Linked DNA regions of Homo sapiens: region 2 is linked to region 1. Evidence: read pairs that join two places in POLR2A ChIA-PET (ENCODE). Cell type or tissue: MCF 10A. All regions are shown on one strand.

Region 1 (4,000 bases):
CCTTTATAATAATAAATATTATATATAATAGTAAACGTGTTTCTTACTGAGTTCTGTGAGCTGCTCCAATAAACTAATAGAACCCAGAGAGGGTTGTGGGAACTCTAACTTGAAGCTGGTTGGTCAGAAGTTCCAGAGGCCTGGACTTGCACCTGGTGTCCGGGAGCCGGGCAGTCCTAAGAGAGGATCTGCCCCACTTTCCAGGTAGACAGTGTGGGAGTTGAAGTGGAGGACACCCAGCTGGTGTCTGCTGCCTGGTGTGTAGGAGAAACCTCCACGCCTTTGGTCACAGAAGTCTTCTTCTGTGATGATGGTTGTGGTGGTGTGAGAGCAGAGGAAAAACACAACTGAGAGAGTTTTTCCAAAACAGTATCGTTGCTCATTCCTATTTTCCGGTAGGAAATGTATGGGTCAGGCGTGTTCCTCCAACTGCTTGCTCGTGACAAAGGAGAATAAACTGCTGGGCTTTATTTGATAATAAACAAAGCATCAAGCCCAACCTTCCAATTTTATTACTGTTGGGTGTAGCACAAGTAGGTTATGGATTCCAGATTATGAATTACTGATCAAAAACTGCAGTAAAATCTAGAACTACAGAATTAACTCACTGGTTAAGATACTAGATTTGAAAGGAGAAATAAATAATTGGTTGGCTACAGGCAACTTACTTTTTTTCTCCTGGGTGAGAAGAATAAAACATGAAAAACCCTGATGTGGACACAGCACGTGGCCAACCAGGGGTCTCTTCTTCCACGGTGCTCACCATGCAGGTGTCCAGCTCTCACCTCACTGCTTAGGGCAAAGCATTTTCTGCAAACGTGGGAACTCTGATAGCAGCTGTTCCTTGGACTGGCAGGAAATATTCTACGCTTCACTGGTTCCCACCCCTGAACCAGTCTCTGAGGTGCTCCTGCTGGTCCTGGGAGGTCAACAGCAGACAGGCTGGGGCTCCCGCCTCTCCTCCTCCAGAACTCCTCCTTCCGTTCTGCTGCCGAAGTGCTCAGGTGAGGGCTGCTGAGCTCATCAGAGCAGGGGACACGTGGCTCAAACACCCTCATCCACCCCACAGAGAACTCCAGTTCCAGTGGCTGGGATGAGTTATGGAAACCTGGAAAGTCAAAAACACAGAGCACAAATCTGGAACTGATGAGTGTTGGGACTTTGTTGAGACAGTCCGTGGAGGAAGGCGAGCTAGCACAGTGGGAGCCATCAGTGGCCTCATGCTGCCCAGCTCTAAGGGCTGGGAGGCAGGGACAGACTTGAGTGCAGGAGGGCCATGCTGTCTCCTGCAGTAAAGCCTGGTGGGGACGAGGACTGCTCTGGTCACATTTCCTTCCCTTCATGGCCCCTGCACTGTTTGTGACAATAGGGTGGACACGAAGGGGCCATGGAGGATGGTGCCCGCCTAGCTCTGATGACCTGAGGGCTGGCCAGCACCACCAGCTACTGATGAATGGCCCCTGGTCACTTCTGGCTTCCTGTCCCTCTGCTGGCTTGTCCAGGACAAGTGCAGATTTAGGGACTCGGCCAAGTTACCCTGCAGCCTGGCTTGGCTCCTTCCTCCCTGTGTGACCCTGGGCAGATGATCTTATCCCTTCTGAGCCTCATCCACAAAGCTGCATTGGTGATCCTCCCCGTCAAGGATGTGAGAGTGGCCAGGCTGTGTCACGACAGCCCTGGGCTCACTGTAGGAGCCCCCAGACCCAGGGGAAAGTGGCCACCGCCCTGGCTCTTATTGTCCCTGTTCCTTCTTGTCACAGCAGCGCCTATGCTAACTTTCCTGCCTTCTGTACCACTAAGGGAGGACACTGGGCTGTGTTATTCCTGGACAAATCCACAACACTTAGTGAGCCCAGCACAAAGCAGTCCTCAGGCAGTTTGTGGAAGGAGTGCACGTCCTATCTGCTGGGGTGCCCCTTTGTCCCCTTCTCTGTCTGAGTAGATCAGGGCCCTGTGCAGCCCTCACCTCCACTGAGAAGTCTTCCTTCCTGGGCAGTCCCTGCCTGGGGCAGAGCTGAGCCCTGGTGCTTTGTGGAGCTCCTCCCAGGGCACTCCCAGACACTCCCTGGGAATTGCATGGCAGGGAGTCACCTCTGTTCCCCGGGCAAGGGGCATGCCCAGGCTCAGGCTGCTTACCCAGCTCACCTGGGCGCAGAGGAAGTCTTCTCTTCTGCACCAAAGGAAAGGGTGCTAATCACACCATCGACTGAGCCTTCAAAGGCACAGGGGCAAATCAAGATCCTGGCACCCAGACACCAAACACCTGAGGGAGGAGAGGAGGCACAGGTGAGGCTGACCAGGACAGAGGGCAGAATGTGAGCTCCACCTCCAAGAGGAAGGGAGTAGGAGGAGGCATGAGACAGGGGAGGCTCCTGGGAGGAGGAACACATGGCGCAGGCCTGTGCAAACATGCCATGGGGCATGGCGGGATTCTGTGCTTCCATGCATGTGCCTAACTCAGATGTGGAAAACCCCATGTGCAAGGAACAGACAGCTACTTGGGCTGCTCCAGGTACGTTTGTGGGGGCTACTGCATGGGCACCAGAAAAATGGACGTGGTATGGTCCTGTCTCAGGTAACTGAATCCATTTGCTGGTGGAATGGAAAACCATGCAACCTGTTTAGATCACTGTTTGGCAATTTCTAATAAAGTTAAGTACACACTTCTCATCCTGTGACCCAGCAATTTTACTCTATGTATTTTTTTTTTCTTTTTTTTTTTTTGAGACGGAGTCTTGCTCTGTAGCCCAAGCTGGACCTTTGCCTCTGGGTCTCAAGCCATTCTCGTGCCTCAGCTTCCCCCGTCGCTGGGATTACAGGCGTGGGCCACCATGCCCGGCTAATTTTTTTTTCTTTGAGACGGAGTCTTGCTCTGTCGCCCAGGCTGGAGTGCAGTGGCACAATCTGGGCTCACCGCAACCTCCGCCTCCCAGGTCAAGCAGTTCTCTGCCTCAGCCTCCTGAGTAGCTGGGATTACAGGGGCCCACTGCTACGCCCAGCTAATTTTCGTATTTTTAGTAGAGACGGGGGTTTCACCATCTTGGCCAGGCTGGTCTTAAACTCCTGATCTCGTGATCCACCTGCCTTGGCCTCCCAAAGTGCTGGGATTACAGGCGTGAGCCACCGCGCCTGGCCCCGGCTAATTTTTTTGTATTTTAGTAGAGATGGGGTTTCACCATGCTGCTCAGGGTGGTCTGGAACTCCTGAGCTCAGGTGATCCACCCGCCTCAGCCTCCCAAAAGTGTAGGGATTACAGGTGAGAGAGCCTCCGCGTCCGGCCCACTCTATGTATTTATCCAGAAGAACTGAAAGCCTGTGTCTACCAAATGCTCACAAATGTTCATAGCAGCTTTATTCCCAAACTGGAAATAACCCAAATGTCCATTAATAAGAAAACAAACACAAATGGTGGTGTGGCCAATGCAATAGGAGACTATTCATCAAAAAACATTACAAACTGCTGAAACCCACAACAATCGCAATGAATCTCAGAAACCTCAGGTTGAGCAAATGAAAACTGACTAGAAATGGCACATGCTGCATGAGGTTTATACAGAATAAATCTAAAGTGAGCACACCTGTGCAATCGCTGCTTCTGAGGGCAGGGGGCAGTGGGAAGGGCAGGAGGGTCTCAGGGGTGGTGGGAATGTTCTGTATCTTGGCTGTGATGATGACCTGGGGGGTGTCTTTGCCAAAATTAATCAGAGTATACTTTGATATTTGTGTATTTTACTGTATATAAAATACACCTCAATAAAATTAATTTTATTGGAAAACACTGCAGATTTGAAGGTGAAATTTCTTACTTAGGTAGCCATATTGTAGACTCACAGCAGTGCATCAGGTTTTCCAGAATTCCAGAGCCACCTGACAGGTATGGAGCTCCTTGACTAAACGTGAGCCAGGCCCCCTGGAGAAAAGTCCCTGGAGAAGGGACCCGGCCATGTTACCCCAGATGCCTACTGCCCATGAGCCTGTGGCTTTTCTCTAGGGTGACTGT
Region 2 (4,000 bases), 68 kb before region 1:
TTCATAGCCATCGTCACGGATGTGAAGTGGTACCTTATTGTGGTTTTGATTTGCATTTCCCCGATGGCAACATTTCATCTACAGTTTTGACATTTAATTTCACTTAATAATATCACATCAAAATTAATTTGATAAAATAAAAATGGGGGAGGGAAACCCCCAAAGTATGTGGAATTGAGTTTCCCAAGTCATGCTGCTGCTTGGTGGTGGAGCTGAGATTCCGGCCCAAGAAGTCTGCCTCAGAGTCCCTGATCCTCCATCCTCTGCCTACTGGACATTCACCAGCTTTTCTGGCTGTTGTCCCCTCAGGGCCTGTGATACACGTGCCCTGGGAGGGTTGGTTTTTTTGTTTTTCTTTCTTTCTTTCTTTTTTTTGAGACGGAGTTTCGCTCTTGTTTCCCATGCTGGAGTGCAATGGCGCGATCTTGGCTCAATGCAACCTCCGTCTCCTGGGTTCAAGAGATTCTCCTGCCTCAGCCTCTTGAGTAGCTGGGATTACAGGCATGCGCTACCACGCCCGGCTAATTTTGTATTTTTAGTAGACGGGGTTTCTCTGTGTTGGTCAGGTTGCTCTCAAACTCCCGACTTCAGGTGATCTGCCCACTTCGGCCTCCCAAAGTGCTGGGATTACAGGCATGAGCCACCGTGCCCGGCCTAATTTTTGCATTTTTAGTAGAGACAGGGTTTCACCATGTTGGCCAGGATGGTCTTGATCTCTTGACCTTGTGATCTGCCTGCCTCGGCCTCCCAAAGTGCTGGGATTACAGGCTTGAGCCACCGCGCCCGGCCTAGGGTTTTTAAGGATAATTTGGTGGTTGGGGGGCAGCCAGTGAGTTGGGAGTGCTGATTGGTCAGTGATGAAATCTTAGGGAGTCGAAGCTGTCTTCTTGCATTGAGTCAGTTCCTGGTTTGGGGCCACAAGATCAGATGAGCCAGTTTATTGACCTGGGTGGTGCCAGCTGATCCATGGAGTACAGGGTCTGCAAAATATCTCAAGCACTGATTTTAGGGATCTTAGGCTTTACAATAGTGATGTTATCCCCAGAAGCAACTTGGGAAAGTCAGAATCTTGTAGCCTCCAGCTGCGTGACTCCTAAACCATAATTTCTAATTTTTTGGCTAATTTATTAGTCCTAGCTACAAAGGCAGTCTAGTCCCTAGGCAGGAAGGAGGTCTGCTTTGGGAAAGGGATGTTACAGTCTTTGTTTTAAACTATAAACTATAAACCAAGTTTTCTCCCAAAGTTAGTTCAGCTTACACCTAGGAATGAACAAGGACAGCTTGGAGGTTAGAAGCAAGATGGAGTTAGTTAAGTCAGATCTCGTTCACTGTCTGGGTTATAATTTTGCAGTGGTGGTTTCAACAGTGGCTCAGGGGCTGGTGCCTGTCCCTACCCTGAGCCCAGAGGACACTTTCCGTCCTCCAGTCCAGGTTTTTCGTTTGACTTTGCCACAGGAACATTTGCCAGGGGTCATTTCCCAGGCGGAAATGGGCAAAGGGGGGTTGGGAACAAGCCTGAGGCCCTGAGGCCAAGAGGGTGTCCAGGTTCAGGGTGGGGCGGGGTGGGGTGGGGTGGGGCGGGCAGGGCAGGGCAGGGCAGGGGTGCACGTGGCAGGGTGGGCAGGCTTCCCGGCGCTCCGCTCAGGCCACGCCCAGCGCCAGCATAATTACCGGGAGAATAATTACGAGCCCAGAGAGCCGCCGACCCCGCCCATTGCCGACCATTCTCAGGCCTGGGGCGGTGGCGCCCTCTCCTCCTCAGTGACGCGCACTTGCAAAGGCTGCAGGCCAAGAGGTCCAGACGCCTCGGAGTGGGAGGGGCCGTGGCCTGCCAACGTTGTCTGTCCTCAAGGGAGGGGCGCTGGGAAGTTCCTGGGCCTGTTTCCCCTTTGGGGTCAGGGCTGCCTCTTGCTTCCAGCTCTAGCAGCTGCTAGCAAGTCCTTTAACATCCCTGAGCCTCAGTTTCCCCATCTATAAAATGAAGATGGATTTGTTGAGGACTAAATGAGCTACTCTTTGTACAGTGTGAGGCTGATTTTGTAACATTATTATTATTATGTTATTTTCAACCATACCCAGTGGCCAGCAGCTCCTGGCACATCATAAATGTCAGAGGGATGAACTACACAGATGAGGACGTGGAGGGGGTCAGAGTTAGGAGCTGGATGTGGGGTCTGCAGACTTCTCTGGTCTTTGGGGGTGGCGGCGGGGGGGGTGGTGATCCACTCTCCCTGGGGAATTCTTCAGTCTTTCTCTCCTGTGCCTCAGCCTGAGGGCCTCTGGCAAGTGCCTCTCCAGGAAAACACCACCTCCCAGCTGCTCTCCGGGTCGACCCTGAGTTTATCTTGGGTTTTACGCAGTCCGGGGCCAGTAATTAGCCTAATAAGGAGCCTGCTAGGCCTGCGTCTCTGCTCAGGCTCCGATAGTTACCCAGTAATTTACCTGATCTCTCGGATAAGGCCTTTGCCTGGACAGGTTCCCACCACAAAGCACAGGATGCTCCTGCTCGGGCGGGGCCTTAATTGGTGGTGTTTTCAGAGATTCTCCAACCCTAGTTGAAAGGAGCCCAGGCCTCAGAGGCACAACCATGGCCATCACAGCAAGGAAACAGCCCAGGTGTTAGGGGACAGGGCTGCACCAGGACACAACAGACCAGACACGGCAGCACTGACGAGTTTAGAAGGCGTATGGGGGTGGCAGCAGAAGCTGCCAAACCAAAACAGCTGCTGGCATTTCGTGTGTAGTGGCTGGGAGCAGAGCGTGGTGGGCAATGAGGGAGCCAACTTGGCCCTGGGGCCAACCCCGCAGCCTACACCCAGGCTCTGGCCAGCGCCTATTTCAGGGGCATGCTCGGTGCTGCTGCCTGGCCCCCAGGGTACTCCCAGAGCAAGAGCCCACTGGCTCCTGGACCCCAGTGGAGAAGCAGCGACCCCTTCCATCCCAGGGCTCAAGCTCAGGGCTCCGAGCCCTCCCAGCCACCTTTGTCCCCAGGCACAGTACCACATCAGGAGTGTCTGACTTTGGAGCAGGCCCCCAGGCCTTGGAAAGATCAAGCAGGAGGCCAAGGCTGTTGGAGCTGAGAAGCAGGAAGAGTCAACCATGCACGGTGCCCTCCTCCCTCTCCCCCAGGGCAGCTATAGGACTCTGTGGGTGGGAAGAGCCTGCAGCCAGGCCAAGAAGCCGTGGGCAAGCCCTACAGTCGCCTAGTGCTCGCCTACACAGCTCCCTTTGATCTGCCCCACTGGGCGGGGCTGTGTCATCTACTGGGTTTTCCCTGGAGCCTGTGCCCAGGGAAGCTCAGTGTCACACAGCCCCAAGCATCCTGTGTGTCCCTGGCAGAGTGCGAGCCCCTTATCCTGCCTCAGTGAAGAGGACGGTGCTGGCTGCCCTAGAGGATGTCAGCACCAGATGGAGAAGCAGAGCAGACTCCACTGGGCAAAGTTGCAATCACCCTCTGAGAGGAGCTGAGCTCCCTCTGAAAACAAGGGGCCCCTTAGCCCCACAAATGTGGGGGCAACCCACATGGCAGGGAATTGCATCCCTGAGTTTTCCCCCTGCGGCTGGAGTGCAATGGCGCAATCTTGGCTCACTGCAACCTCTGCCTCCCAGGATCAAGCGATTCTCCTGCCTCAGCCTCCTGAGTAGCTGGGATTAGCCCAGCTAATTTTTGTATTTTTAGTAGAGACGGGGTTTCATCATGTTGGGCAGGCTGGTCTCAAACTCCTGACCTCAGGTGATCCACCCACCTCGGCCTCCCAAAGTGCTGGGATTATAGGTGTGAGCCACCGTGCCCAGCCTATCTCTGAGTTTTTTGCAGTCAGCTGTGCCAAACCACCACACACTGCCCTTGGTTTCCCAGAGCCATCCTGCCCACACAGGGGATTCCTTGACACCCACTGCTCCAGGTCCAGGCCTAGGCCTGCCCCCTCTACTCCTAGATGAGGTCCAAGGGTGCTGAAACCTGCACTAACCTCCGCCTCGTGGCTGGGTGCGGGACAAG

The links. Peaks named below come from ENCODE experiments on the same cell type or tissue, not always from the same donor. Only the 100,000 strongest peaks of a DNase experiment are listed, where the experiment ranks them.
Region 2: POLR2A ChIA-PET joins it to region 1 with 8 read pairs; 6 of 35 experiments call an interaction of 5 or more read pairs at or near these places.

What each region holds. Positions count from the first base shown.
Region 1 is chr15:31,463,486-31,467,485 of GRCh38, forward strand. No RefSeq gene overlaps it. Among named protein-coding and RNA genes, the nearest start is that of KLF13, 140 kb to the left of the region's middle. RefSeq lists an enhancer at 936-1,436. In MCF 10A, no CTCF peak of the experiment used is centred here; DNase peaks (open chromatin) are centred at 2,086 and 2,296.
Region 2 is chr15:31,395,668-31,399,667 of GRCh38, forward strand. The region is part of intron 1 of LOC105370939 (a long non-coding RNA gene); the gene reads left to right. It also overlaps a transcript of KLF13 not described here. Among named protein-coding and RNA genes, the nearest start is that of KLF13, 71 kb to the left of the region's middle. In MCF 10A, no CTCF peak of the experiment used is centred here; DNase peaks (open chromatin) are centred at 1,644, 2,484 and 3,224.